Linked DNA regions of Homo sapiens: region 1 is linked to region 2. A link is an interaction called in ENCODE POLR2A ChIA-PET data of the cell type or tissue named here. Cell type or tissue: OCI-LY7. All regions are shown on one strand. Each heading gives the region's core, and the rest is flanking DNA. Links, peaks and the distances in the headings are about the cores only.

Region 1 (5,000 bases), core at 1-5,000, 50 kb before region 2:
GCCAAGGGGTCTACTACCAGGGGTTCCAATTTGGTAGGTGTGTGGGAAAGTCCCACAACCTGCATTTGTTACGCATCCCACAGGGGTTCTGTTGTAGGAGGTCCTGGAACCACACCTTGATAAATGTGGCTTTGAAGAATATGAAGAAGTGTGGTTTAGGCATCTTTTATGTTAAGGAACAGAACAGAATTAGGAAGACCTAAAGGTACAAAACACATTTATAGGTATATTCACTGAATGAAAACTGGTTTCTTTGCCACTCCTCAGTGAGCATACAGTATAGAATGTGTATTAATGTGCATGGTGGTCAGGTGCAGTGGCTCACACCTGTAATCCCAGCACTTTGGGAGGCCAAGGTTGGAGAATCACTTGAAGCCAGGAGTTCAAGACCAGCCTGGGCAACACAGCGAGACCTCACCTCTACAAAAAAGTTAAAAAAAAAAAATAGCTGGGCATGGTGGCATGCATCTGTAGTCCTAGCTACTCGGGGGGCTGAGGCACGAGGATCACTTGAGCCCAGGAGTGCAAGATCACAGTGAGCTATGATCACGCCACTACTCTCCAGCCTGGGTTACAGAGTGAGACCTTGTCTCTGAATAACAATTAATAATAACAGTAACAACATACACAGCTACATCTTATCCGATTGCAAGGTTCCCATCTGAAACTGGGGAAAATGATCCATTCCACTGGGCTTTATACCATATAAACTCATCCTTAGGCAGAAATGAAGGGGGAAAGGGTAAATGAAGCCTCTACTCTCAAGGCCTGGAGCCCAAAAGAGCTGATTTCCCTGTCCCCCTCATCACACCACAAGTGATCACAGTAGGGTGGGGGGATGTGGAAAGGGAGGAGGAGATGGGTTCTGCTAGAGCAGTGGTTCTCAAGCCACAGCTGTATCAGGATCCCCAAGAGGCCTGGTTAAAACACAGATGGCTGGCCCCATCCCAGAGCTCCTGGTTTAACAGGGCTGGAGAGTTTGCATTTCTAACAAGTTCCCAGGCGGAGCTGACGCCCCATTCCAGGGTCTATACTTTGAGAGCCACGAGGCTAAGTGTCTGTGAGGTGCCATTCAAGCACTCTGTATTAAAGGAAGAAATGGGGAAATTTTGCCAGAGAAAAGAGCCTTTAACACTCAAAACAAAGCATTCCAAACTTACACAGGGACATTTGTTGTAATATACATTCTCGTAAAACAAAAAGAACCATTTAATAACATAATCTCAGTATTCATTGATTTAAATGGATTTCAGCTGGTCTTCCACTCGAAACAAACGTAACTTGCAATGCTTACTAATCAAGAAACCTTACTGAGGGTCTATTGTATATAAAGAGAACCGCTGTGTAGGCCAATCTCCTAAATGGATGAAAAAGTAAAACAAAAACAGTCTCTACCTTTAATTTACTTATTGTCTGTATTATTTCACCTTCAATTACTATGAAATTTTGGACTAACTTAACATAACCTTTTCACTATCTCAAAATAAAAGAAACAGGGCTCTCTTGAAAGAATTCTTGTCTTTGCACGAACCCTACTTTTAGGAGAATAAAATAAATTCCAGGGAGGGTAGAATTAAAGTGGAGATGTAGGTGTTTTTGTTTATTTTCAAACCAACTTCTAGGAGGTGTACCAGAGACATTGTTGGTAAACTCGATGGTCAATATAAACATCAGAGACACCAATTCTTTAGTTACCAAAAACTCATTGAAAATGGGTACATTTTATGCATTCCATTTTTCAAGACAAGAAATGCACCAACACATTATTAAAAAAAGTGTACAAACTGGTCATAAAAACCTTATTAATAAGGTCACCTTATGTTTATATGGCCCTTCTGTGAAGCATTGAAGGATTTTTTTTTTTTTTTTTGAGACGGAGTTTCACTATTGTTGCCCAGGCTGGAGTGCAATGGCACAATCTTGATTCACTGCAACCTCCACCTCCTGGTTCAAGTGATTCCCCTGCCTCAACCTCCCAAGTATCTGGGATTACCGGCGCCCACCACCACGCCCGGCTAATTTTTGTATTTTTAGTAGAGACGGGGTTTCACTATGTTGGCCAGTCTGGTCTCGAACTCCTGACCTCAGGTGATCCGCCAGCCTCAGCCTCCCAAAGTGCTGGGATTACAGGCATGAGCCACCACACCCGGCCCCTTTTGTGAAGCACTGTGATGAGCCTCATTTGACTTGATCTTTACCACAAAATGGCAGGCGGAGTCAATGACTAATTCAACGTGTAAATTAGATGTTGAGGTGGGGGGGATGAACAAAACCTCAGAAGAGCATACAAATGTTCCAAAAATATTTAACTTCCACTTTAACACATCCTATCAGCTCTCTGTAGATTTTCTATGATCATCAAAATAAAATTTTTAATCAATTTTTAAAGGATTGAACATTTTTTTAAATTTAGTACCATGTAAGGATCCCCATTAATTTGACTTTTAACACAATAGTGACCAGTGACTTGGCTTTCTTCACCCTCACACTTTCATCCTAAACCGCAGCCTCGCAGCTCCCTGCTGAGGGTCTTGCCTTTCCACGAGAGCTCGGCAGAGACCCGGAGGTCCAGTCAGCACAAGGCTGGTCTGGCAATCTGGGCACCAGGCAGGTGGTCAGGCTATGAGAATAATTTGTGTGTGGACTTGGGTACTTCACTGTTCCACGTGCAGTTTTTCTCATCAATAAAAAATAGCAATCAAAGTGATCTAATGAATTTTCTACGTAAGATATTTTTCCATGCCTTAAAAAATACTAAATCCTTTATTTTCTTTAATTTCTTAGTAATAAAATACACTTGCATGCACTCGTGTTTTATAGTACTTGTGTTGACTGTGCTTGTGTTGTACAGTCCCCTCTTGTTATCTTATCTGTGGCCTCACACAGCCTAGAAGACTTGACTTGGGATCCAACCCTATCTTATATCACCTATTACAGCAGCCCTCACTGACAACCCAACGATAATGACCTATGTTCCCACAACAAGCCAGGCCTATCCCCACTCCAAGGCCTTTGTGCTAGCCATTCTGTTGGCCTAAAATACTCTTCTCTCAGACCCTTTCATATCACACAGGCCTCACATGTCACTTCCTATAGAGACTTTCTTTTAGCCCTCTCCCCACCTCCAGTTCCAGCTCCTGTCACTCTCTAGCCTGTGACCCTGTTTTAGTTTTTTCAAGTACATGGTACTTGGGGATCTAAAATTAGAGGGAAAAAAAATCATACAACATTCATTTTACTTAGTCCCAAATCTCTATCAGATGATGATATTGAGCAGAAAGATTCTAAAATTGGCAGGGAGAAAGAAAAAGTCATCTTAACACCTTCCGTGTACCAAAACCTACTATATAGGAGCTTGGTGAAAGTACAACAAATCAATCCATTCATTCATTCATTCATTCATTCATTCATTCATTCCATAAAGGTGTACATGCTTACCAGGTACTGAAGACAAAAAGATGGCTATAGTATAATCCCTACCCTCATAGAGCTCACATTCAAGCAGCAATGCCAGACAATACATAAATGTCTGTGATGCAATGTGACAAGCATTCAGAGCAAAGAGGATGTGTATGCCTGACATTCACAACAACATGAATGAAGTTGTGTGATGAGGGTACTCTTCCCGTCTGAAGGTTGAGAAAAGTCTCAGAGGAGTTCATTAATCTGCTTGAAGTTTCACAGCCAATGAAGAGGCAGGAGTATCCTCACCCTTGAATCATTGTAGTAAATGATTTATGAAGGTGAAGTGATAAGTCTCGGCTCATTTAAATAGCTTTTACAATAATCATATTTTGAAGATGCTAAGTGTTAACTGTCTACTCGCTATGGTGTGAACATGAAATGCATATGGGAGGATGGAGACTCTACATTTTAATTAAAAATAGCAATAATAGGGTGGGTGTAGTGGCTCACACCTGTAATCCCAGTACTCTGGGAGACCAAGGCAGGTAGATTACCTGAGGTCAGGAGTTCAAGACCAGCCTGGCCAAAGTGGTGAAACCCCATCTCTACTAAAAATATAAAAATTAGCCAGGTGTGGTGGCAGATGCCTGTAATCCCAGCTACTCGGGTGGCTGAGGCAGAAGAATCGCTGGAACCCAAGAGGCGGAGGCTGCCGTGAGCTGAGATCACGCCACTGCACTAGAGCCTGGGCGACAAAGCAAGACTCCATCTCAAAAAAAAAAAAAAAAATATATATATATATATATATATATACACGTACATATATATACATATACATACACACACACACACACACACACATATATATACAGCAATAATAAAATGAAGTTCATGAAAGATTAAAAGCCACATTGGAATTGTCTGGTAATTCTACAAAGAAATAAAAACATGTTTAAATTTACAAAGACAAAAGATCCTTATCCTTCTATTTTCCTTACTTTATTATCATATTTTCCATTGGTGGCTTCTTACTGGTAGCATGCTATCTCCTCTATAAAAATTCCCTCTAACTGCATTATCTAAATCCCTCCGAAGAGTCGCCTCCAGCCACTCGGTTTTCACCTCTAAATAACTGATCTCATCAGTTCAGTAAAGTTGGCCACATCAACTTCGGATAGCAACACCTTCCTCCAATTCATCTTCCCATCCACTGACCAAATTCATCTTTCCTTTGGCCCAGCAGAACCAAGAGCATGCATTAAAAAACCAGCCCATCCATCTTCTAGTTTACAAAACACAACATTTTCAAACTGTTTACTTATGTCCATGCCAACAATATTACTCAAATGTGGTGGAGTAAAAAAGCCACAGGGAATAGTGTAGTTGGCCAAGAGCAGTATTTGGGGATCTAAAATTACAGGGAAAATCATACAACATTCATTTTACTTAGTCCCAAATCTCTATCAGATGATGATGTTGAACAGAAAGATTCTAAAATTGGCAAGGAGAAAGGAAAAGTCATCTCAAAGTTTGGGCCATGCCAGAGCAGCCTTACAGAGCAAAGGCAGGAGGAAACAGAGTAAGGTGTTGTGCCC
Region 2 (9,483 bases), core at 1,847-6,846:
GAGAAAGGAGAGAAGAAGGAAAGAAGGAAGGAGGGAAGGTAAGAAGGAGAGGGAGGGAAGGAAGGAGGGAGGGAGGGAAGGAGGAGAGAACAAAAGATGAAAGATTAAAGAAGGGAAGAAGAAGGAAGAGGATAAGGAAGAGAAGATGAAGAAGGAAGTGAAGGTCCAAGAAGATGGTGAAATGTTAACAGGTGACAAAAAGTACAAACTACCAAATACTCAAATTCCATCTTCTGGAGCGAGGAGAATGGATTCTGATTTCTAACTGTGCAGCAAAGTAGATGATGAAAAGGGAAAACTGGAGCCTACAGTAAGTTAGAGAACAAGGAAAAATCTAGGTATATTTTAAAATAAAATATATAAAATTTAGGCAAGATTTTAAATCTTCTGGGTCCAAACAAATTATATTCCAGAGTACAAAAGAAATTTGCAGATAGAATCACAGAACCACTAGCGGTAAGTTTGAGAAATCATGGAGAGTGGGGAAAACGCCAGAAACCTTGGGGAATGTTCTGTTTTGCAATATACGTTGCGGAAAAAAAAAAACCAAAAACAATAGATTCTGAAAACTACAGACCATAAATCTGATGGGATTCTAATCAAGGAGAATGAGTGCTATTAGACCTTGCAGCGGTCAGAACACTTTTTTTTTTTTTTTTTTTTTTTTGTGAGACGGAGTCTCGCTCTGTCACCCAGGTTGGAGTGTAGTGGCGCTATCTCAGCTCACTGCAAGCTCCGCCTCTCGGGTTTATGCCATTCTCCTGCCTCAGCCTCCTGAATAGCTGGGACTACAGGCGCGTACCACCACACCCGGCTAATTTTTTTGTATTTTTAGTAGAGACGGGGTTTCACCGTGTTAGCCAGGATGGTCTCAATCTCCTGACCTCGTGATCCGCCCACCTCGGCCTCCCAAAGTGCTGGGATTACAGGCATGAGCCACCACGCTGGCTTTTCTATTTTTATTTTTTTGTTGTTGTTGTTGTTGTTAGTGAAGGATGTTGTCAAACTAGAGTCTTCCAACAGAGAGTGATTACTGCCATGAGAAAGTCAGAAACCATGCCATACAAAGGAAGGTTGAGCAGTATAAATAGCACAGATGTAAGATGCCTAAGAAGGGTATCAAAGATCTGGCCACACATGGTGGCTCACACCTGTAATCCCAGCACATTGAGAGGCCGAGGCGTGTGGATCACCTGAGGTCAGGAGTTCGAAACCAGCCTGGCCAACATGGTGAAACCCCATCTCTACTAAAATTACAAAAAAATTAGCTGGGCGTGGTGGTGGGTGCCTATAATCCCAGCTACTTGGGAGGCTGAGGCAGGAGAATTGCTTGAACCTGGGAGGTGGAGGTTGCAGTGAGGTGAGCCAAGATCACACCATCGCACTCCAGTCTGGGCAACAAGAGCAAAACTCTGTCTCAAAAAATAAAAGGGTATCAAAGATCTGAAATGTGATCATGTATATGAAGCTGCAGAATTATTGCATGTTGCCTTAGAATTGGAAACAATAGTAGAAACAGAATTAGAACCAACTGTAGAAATTTTAAGTAAGCAGATTTTTTTTCCTCAGTATTTGAAAGGATTTTCTGTTTGTTCATTCATTCAACAAATTTATTGAGCACTTCCTTTGTGCCAAACACTGCACTAGGCACTGAGGGTGCATGATAGATAGGGTTCCTACTTTCATGAGATTTACAGTATTATGGGGGAAAACAAACAATAAACAAGTAAATAAGCAACATAATCACAGATGGTAGCAGAAACCAGGAAGGAAAGAATAGGGAATGAATAGAGAATAGCAGGAAGTGTCTACTTTTAAAATGGCGAGGGATGACTGGGTGAGGTGGCTCACACCTGTAATCCCAGCACTTTGGGAGGCCGAGGTGGGCAGATCACCTGAGGTCCGGAGTTCAAGACCAGCCTGGCCAACATGGTGAAACCCTATCTCTACTAAAAATACAAACATTAGCTGGGTGTGGTGGTGCATGTCTGTAATCCCAGCTTCTCGGGAGGCTGAGGCAGGAGAATCGCTTGAACCTGGGTGGCAGAGATTGCAATGAGCCAAGATGGCACCATTGCACTCCAGCCTGGGCAACAAGAGTGAAACTCTGTCTCAAAAAATATAAATAAAATAAAACAAAATGGTGAGGAAAAACCTCTCTGAGGAGGTGACATTTGTGCCAAAACCTACATGCAACAAGGGTGGGGCTATGTAACACTTTGGGTCAGAGATATCAACAGGTGCAAAGGCCCTGAGACTGGAAAGAGTTTGACTTGTTCCCAGAACCGAAAGGAACCAGGATCAGAGATGTGGTGAGCAAGAAAGGGGGAAAGTGAGATTATGAGATAAGGTTGAAGAGAGACACAGGAAGCAGGGAATAAGATGTTGCCATCCTAAGGAATTTAGGATGTCTTGTAAGAGATGTGGGAAGCCATCCAAAGTTTTGAGAAGAAAAGTCAGATGATCTGATGGATGCGTTTTGATGATCATTCCAGCTGCTCTGTGATCAAGGATCAGTGAGGGACCAGAGGGGAAGCAGGAAGCATATTTTGGAGGCTACTGTAGTTTCCAGATGAGAGATGGCAGTGCAGGCAATCTCCAACTTACAATAGGTCGACTTGCAATTTTTCAACTCTATGGTGGTGCAAAAGCAATACATATTCAGTAGAAACCGTACTTCAAGTACCCATACAACCATTCTGTTTTTCACTTTCAGTACAGTATTCAATAAATTACATGAGATATTTGACACCTTATTATAAAATAGGCTTTGTATTAGATGACTTTGCCCAACTATAGATTAATGTAAGGTGGGCTAAGCTAACCTATGATGTTCAGTAGGTTAGAGGTATCGAAAGCATTTTCAACTTAAGATATTTTCAATTTGTGATGGGTGTATCAGGAGAAAACACCATCATAAACCGAGGAGCATCTGTACTGAAAATTAAGGGCGTAGAGTTGAGTTACAGAGTTAATTGAAAATGCTTTTGAGATACCAGAGAAAGAATTTACTGATGAGTTGAATATGGAGTTTGAGAGATTAGAAGAAAAATGACTCAAGGATCCAAAAATGGACTTGGATGACAGGCACTGAATGGCCACACCTGAGAGGACACTGCAAAAGGGAACCTGGGACTAGGCTGACAGAATGGGCTGGAAAAACTAAGGTTGCATTTGATTCAGTGATGACAAAAGAACTCCTGAAAATATGTGTCAAGCACCTACTTGGTGCTGCAGATCTACAAAACCTCCAAAGAACTGGCCTTTGATTTGACACAATTCTTTTTTTTTTTTTTTTTTTTTTTTTGAGACAGAGTCTCACTCTGTTGCCCAGGCTGGAGTGCAGTGGCACGATCTCGGCTCACTGCAACCTCCGCCTCCCACGTTCAAACAATTCTCCTGGCCAGGCACAGTGGCTCACGCCTGTAATCCCAGTACTTTGGAAGGCTGAGGTGGGTGGATCACGAGGTCAGGAGATCGAGACCATCCTGGCTAACACAATGAAACCCCGTCTCTACTAAAAATACAAAAAATTAGCCAGGCGTGGTGGCGGGTGCCTGTAGTCCTAGCTACTTGGGAGGCTGAGGCAGGAGAATGGTGTGAACCTGGGAGGTGGAGCTTGCAGTGAGCCGAGATCACGCCACTGCACTCCAGCCTGGGTGACAGAGTGAGACTCCGTTCAAAAAAAAAAAAAAATTATCCTGCCTCAGCCTCCCAAGTAATTGGGATTATAGGCATGTGCCACCATGCCCAGCTGATTTTTGTATTTGTAGTAGAGACGGGGGTCTCACCATAACATGTTGACCAGCCTGGTCTTGAACTCCTGACCTCAGGTGATCTGCCTGCCTCGGCCTCCGAAAGTGCTGGGATTACAGGCATGAGCCACCATGCCTGGCCAATTTGGCACAATTCTTAAACTGCAAGTGGTTATAGAAACTTACAGTGCTCCCAGTGGCAAAGTTGTATATATACTTTACTATATATAAATAAAGATAGATAGATGATAGATAGATAGATAGATAGATAGATAGATAGATAGATAGATAGATGATAGACAGATCACACACACACACACACACACACACACACACATACACACAGCTTATAAAATTGTGGACCTTTTCTCATTACTTAAAATATAGAAGGCACCCATGATTCCAATGCACATAATACACATTAATACCCAACAGACACAAATACCACACATTTTACTCAAGACAGCACAACATTCTCATCTCGTTATATTATCAGAAGAAAACTATCCCTTAAAAGACAAGTTTTTGAAATTCAATGACCTTAAGACGTTTCCATGTCAGAATGGATTTCAAAAATGAATCTCTACCACTCCCAATAATATCACTTTCCATTATGAAGAAATTCCTGCCCTCAAGTATCATAAATATTGAGTCCTAATAGCAGAACACATGAGGATTTAACCATGGCAAGAATTTTTGTTAGAATATATTGATCTTAAACAGATAACCAGGCCCAAACCACAGACAACTGTTAAGTCTAACTCTGTTGCGTTGTCAGCCACTGTATCCTATGTGATACTGGCAATAATTAAACATAGGATTTAAACTCCAAATCACAAACAGCTTACACTCAGCTGCACCACTCAAGCTATAACTAGGCCACACAAAATATCACTGACTCAATTAAGTGTACGTGGGAAGCTCACCCTGGGTCCTTTTCTCAACATTAAATTGATTTTACATTTAATTTTCTTTGTGGTAAGAAAAAAAAGAGGAGCAAGAAATAAGCAGCAATGTTGGCCGGCAGGTGTGGTTTTGCATATTTCTTATTCAGAGACCTAGCCTGCGGTTTCAGTTCTGATGGAGTGTTTTGTCTAACTGTCTGGGCTGCAACGTGTGTCGTCCCACAATTTGTCACACCATAAGAGTTGCATATTTGGGGACAGAGATAGCACATAACATATGGCAAAATGTACTAACCTTGCCAATCAAGATCTTTGGCCGCGGGTAATTTCTTAAACTGAATGTCATGAACTCATCAGAATTCTGGTGCCCATTGAGGAATGGGTGAAAACCTCTACCAGCCAGAGTCAGCCTGGAAGACACGCTTGTTAAAACCCACAAAATGTAAATGGCTAAAGAGTTTTCATACGGTAGTAACTTTTTGAATGATTCTTTGGAGAAAACAATGTCTGGAAAAGAAAGATTTTACTACCAGATGCAGGTTGCAGCGGAAAAAAACCTTAATGGTGTTAGGATGTCTTAAAAAATATCTACTACTGATTTTTTTCCCATTCAACATTTGTTTTATGCAGTTGTGCTGGTGAAATGTCTTTAGAGAAAATTGCACAGTTTACAGGATAATGGAGTCAGCCAGTTGAACCAAGCCTTGCAGACAATGCAGGGTCGATTGATTAAGCATGCTCTCATCAGAATGATTCCATGCGGTCAGGAGTAGGCATCTGGGAAGCTTCTCTTTTTAAAAATCATACTACTGGCATTCTGCTTATTTTTATCCACAAGAGAAAAGTAATTATGAGCTTTTGAGTAAACAGGAGAGAGAAGCCACACAAAAATATGGGCCTGCCAACGCGGAGAAGCAATGGAGAAGAGACTTGCGGGAGATTAATGTTGGGGACAGAAAGGGAAGGCTAGAAATGTTGAAGGGCAAGTCAGAAAACCTTCCAAAATAATTTTTAAAAAGATATTCAGGCCAGGCGCAGTGGCTCACACCTATAATCCCATCACTTTGGGAGGGTGAGGTGGGCGGATCACTTGAAGTCAGGAGTTTGAGACCAGCCTGGCCAACATGGTGAACTCCTGTCTCCACTAAAAATACAAAAATTAGCCGGGAGTGGTGGTGGGTGCCTTTAATCCCAGCTTCTTGGGAGTCTGAGGTAGGAGAATCGCTTAAACCTAAGAGGCAGAGGCTGCAGTAAGCAGAGATAGTGCCACTGCGCTCCAGTCTGGGTGACAGAGCAAGACTGTGTCTCAAAAAAAAAAAAAAAAAGATATTCAGAGTATCGTAAAGGGGAGGATGGAAGAAAAACCACCTGGGCCCCTCTGGGAGCTCTTTCTTCCTGAGTCATAAAACCCTTCTGGTTTTCCCTTCTCTGGAACCACTGTCCACAATCTAGAAACAATGTGTTCTTATTTCCAGTTTTGGAAAAATAACCATGAAAATAATGTTAGGGTAGTTTTAATACAAAAGAGAGGAAATTTTCATTGCAGCAAATTAATCTGGATATTGGAGAAGTGGCCGAATGCTAAGATAGTGGGGAAACAGCAGTGACAATTGTGTCCCCAAAAGTACTACTCCTTGTTTTTGGTCCCAGCCGCCTGCACATGTGCTTTGGTCTTACATAGGAATGGTTAAGAATGGGTTTGCTTTAGAGTTCATTCAATGGAACAAATATCTATTGCATATTTACTATGGCCTTCCTGCAGATTTAGGGATGTGGCATGGACAGATTTTCTAAGGCAGCGCCAGGACTTTGATCTTCCAGGGGCCCTGGCATCTGTTCTTGTCATCTGCACATTCATACGCATGTAGCAAGGCAAACAGCAAGACCAAGGAACAGCAATCTGAATCCCCAATGAGTTGTATGGTTTGCCTAAGCTAACAGAGTTGAGATTTCCGCTTATTGCAATGATAGCATCTCGCTAACGCAAGCCAAGAGGCAATCAACTCATTTGGATTATAAAATATTCTATATGCTTCTAAACAGAGAATACTGTTTTAGAGATGAATCCTAAATTTCCTAGGCTTGCTGGACTTTGTTTGCAGTATTATGGGCCAAATTGTGATGGTTCTCAGCCCCTGCATGGAACGTTCACCAGCATCTCCTCAAAGGTTCTCCCCAGTTAACAAAAGGGTGCCAGGGTAGTTGCAGCTTCTGGTGCTCAGGAACAAGCCCACCCTTCCTCTCCTGCTCAAGTTTCGTGCCACCATGAGGTGCTGGCGGCCACTGTGAGAGCCTTGCCCTGCAATGCCTGGCTTTCCTCTGTAGCAGCATCTCTGAGATTTCAGAATGCCAGCGCTACAGGGAGGCTAGCATGGCCCACATGCCAAATCTTGCACGCTGGGCTAAGAAGCCACTTGCTCAACCCCAAGCCTCCAAGATGTTTCACGAACACAGATCCTGTGGCTTTTGTCCTAAGCTATTTCGTGGGGGGGGCATGTGCTTTCCAGCTTGCCAGCCTGCCCAATCCACTCTGTTTCATTCCTCTCTGGCCCCCATAGGCCATTCATTTGTGAGCCCTCCATTCAACCAGTGGATTGGCTGCTGGTGAAACTGCAAGTACTGTAGCAAGTTATGGAGAAGGGGAATGGTTTGGGGGAGGTAGGGGATGTCTACTACCCCCTAAGGTCCCACTCTGGGAAGTCATCTTCACCATGGAAACATTCCCCTCCCAGACTCTGGAAAGACCGATGGTTCACTCTGGGTAAGAGTCACGGGGTTAAAGATGATGTCCATCTAGATGGGAAGGGGATGTAGGTTGGGAGACCATGGTTCTGTGTCTGTCTCTGTCATTCACTGGCTGTCTTACCTGTAGTGGTCACCCCACCTCTCTAGGCCTTGTCAATAGAATCAGGGTCTCACCCAGCAGGTGTCTGAGTTCTTTTTGAGCTCTCAATGTTCTAAGGATGTGATACTGTGATACAAAATGGAGTCAGTTTTCTATCTTTTGATGAGAAAGCTTTATACTTGTCAATAAAGGAATCATTATTATCTAAGTCAGGAAAGTTTTTACAGCATTTAAAATATATACAAAAACCCAAGAGAAGTGAAAACATGACCACAGACCACACAAAAATTTGTTTATGAAGGCTTATATCAGCATTCTTCATAAGAGCCCAAAATGTGGAAATAACCCAAAAATGTCTATCAATTGATGAATGGATGAACAAAATGTGGTATAATCATACAATGAAATATATATATATATATATATATATATATATATATATATATATATATATATTTTTTTTTTTTTCCTTTAAGTTAGACTTGCTTTAGACAATGTAGTATTATTTGGCAATAAAAGGGAATAAAGGATTGGTACATAACTACAACATGTGTGAACCTTGAAAACAGTATGCTAAGGAAAGAAGCCAGACATACACACAAACACACTCGCACACACACACACAAGGCCACATACTGTATGATTCTATTTATATGAAATGTCCAGAATTGGCAAATCCATAGAGACAGAAAATAGATTCGTGGTTGCCAAGGGCTGTGGGGAGCGGTGAATAGGGAGTGGGTGCTAATGTGTAAGAAGTTTTCTGGGCTGGGTGCAGAGGCGCACGTCTGTAATCCCAGCACTTTGGGAGGATGAGACAGGTGGGCCTGGGCAAGATGGGGAAACTCTGTCTCTATAAAAAATACTAAAATTAGCTGTATGTGGTGGTGCACGCTGATAATCCCAGCTATTGGTGGGGGAAGCGGGCTCTGCGAGGGAGGTGGAAGGATAGCTTCAGTCCGGGAGGCCAAGGCTGCAACAAGCCAAGACCATGCCACTGCACTGCAGCCTGGGTGACAGAGAGAGATCCGGATCCTGTCTCAAAAAAAAAAAAAGTTTTCTTTTATTTAATTGTCTAGTATGAATATGTCACATTGTGTTTATCAATCATCAGTTGATGGACAATTGGGTTGTTTTTGCTTTTGGGTTATTATTAATAATGCCGCTATGACCATTCATGTATGTTTTTGTATAAACATATGCCTTCAATTCTCCTGGGTATATACCTAGGAGTGGAGCTGGGTCATATGGTAACTTTGTGTTTAACTTGTAGAGGTACTGGAAACTGTTTTCCAAAGTGGCTGCACAATTTTATATTCCCTCTAACAATGTATGAAGGTTCCAGTCTCCACAGCCATGCCAACGCTTGTTATTTTCCATTTAAAAGAAATTTATTATAGCATCCTAGTGAGTGTGAAGTGGTATCTAATGTGGTTTTGATTTTTACTTCCCTGACGGCTAATTATGTAGAGCATCTTTTCATGTGTGTATTGGCCATTCGTATATTAGAGAAGTGTCTATTCACATGTTTTGACCACTTTTAAGTTGAGCTATTTGTCTCTTTATTGTTGAATAGTAAGAGTCCTTCATATATTTTAGATACTAGACCCTTACCCAATATAAGATTTGCATATATTTTCTCCCATTCTGTAGGTTGTTTTTTTACTTTCTTGATAGTCTCTTTTGACACACAAAAATGTTTAATTTTGATGAAATCTGATTTTTCTCTCTTTTTTTAGTTGCTTGTGCTTTCAACATCATAACTAAAAAACCATTGCCAGCCAGGTGCAGTCGCTCACGCCTGTAATCCCAGCACTTTGGGAGGCTGAGGCAGGCAGATTACTTGAGGTCAGGAGCTCAAGACCAGCATGTCCAACATGGTGAAACTCCATCTTGACTAAAAATAAAAAAATTGGCTGGGTGTGGTGGCCCACACCTGTGGTCCCAGCCACTCAGGAGACTGAGGCAGGAAAATCGC

Evidence for each region. ChIA-PET counts read pairs that join two places held together with the same protein. Peaks named below come from ENCODE experiments on the same cell type or tissue, not always from the same donor. Only the 100,000 strongest peaks of a DNase experiment are listed, where the experiment ranks them.
Region 1: POLR2A ChIA-PET joins it to region 2 with 7 read pairs; 2 of 35 experiments call an interaction of 5 or more read pairs at or near these places.

Annotation. Positions count from the first base shown.
Region 1 is chr2:32,958,816-32,963,815 of GRCh38, reverse strand. The region is part of intron 2 of LTBP1 (latent transforming growth factor beta binding protein 1); the gene reads right to left. Among named protein-coding and RNA genes, the nearest start is that of LTBP1, 14 kb to the right of the region's middle. In OCI-LY7, for the core only: no CTCF peak of the experiment used is centred there; no DNase peak of the experiment used is centred there.
Region 2 is chr2:32,906,478-32,915,960 of GRCh38, reverse strand. No RefSeq gene overlaps it. Among named protein-coding and RNA genes, the nearest start is that of LTBP1, 36 kb to the left of the region's middle. In OCI-LY7, for the core only: a CTCF peak has its summit at 3,955; DNase peaks (open chromatin) are centred at 3,930, 4,830 and 5,980; H3K4me3 peaks cover 2,506 bases; H3K27ac peaks cover 4,111 bases.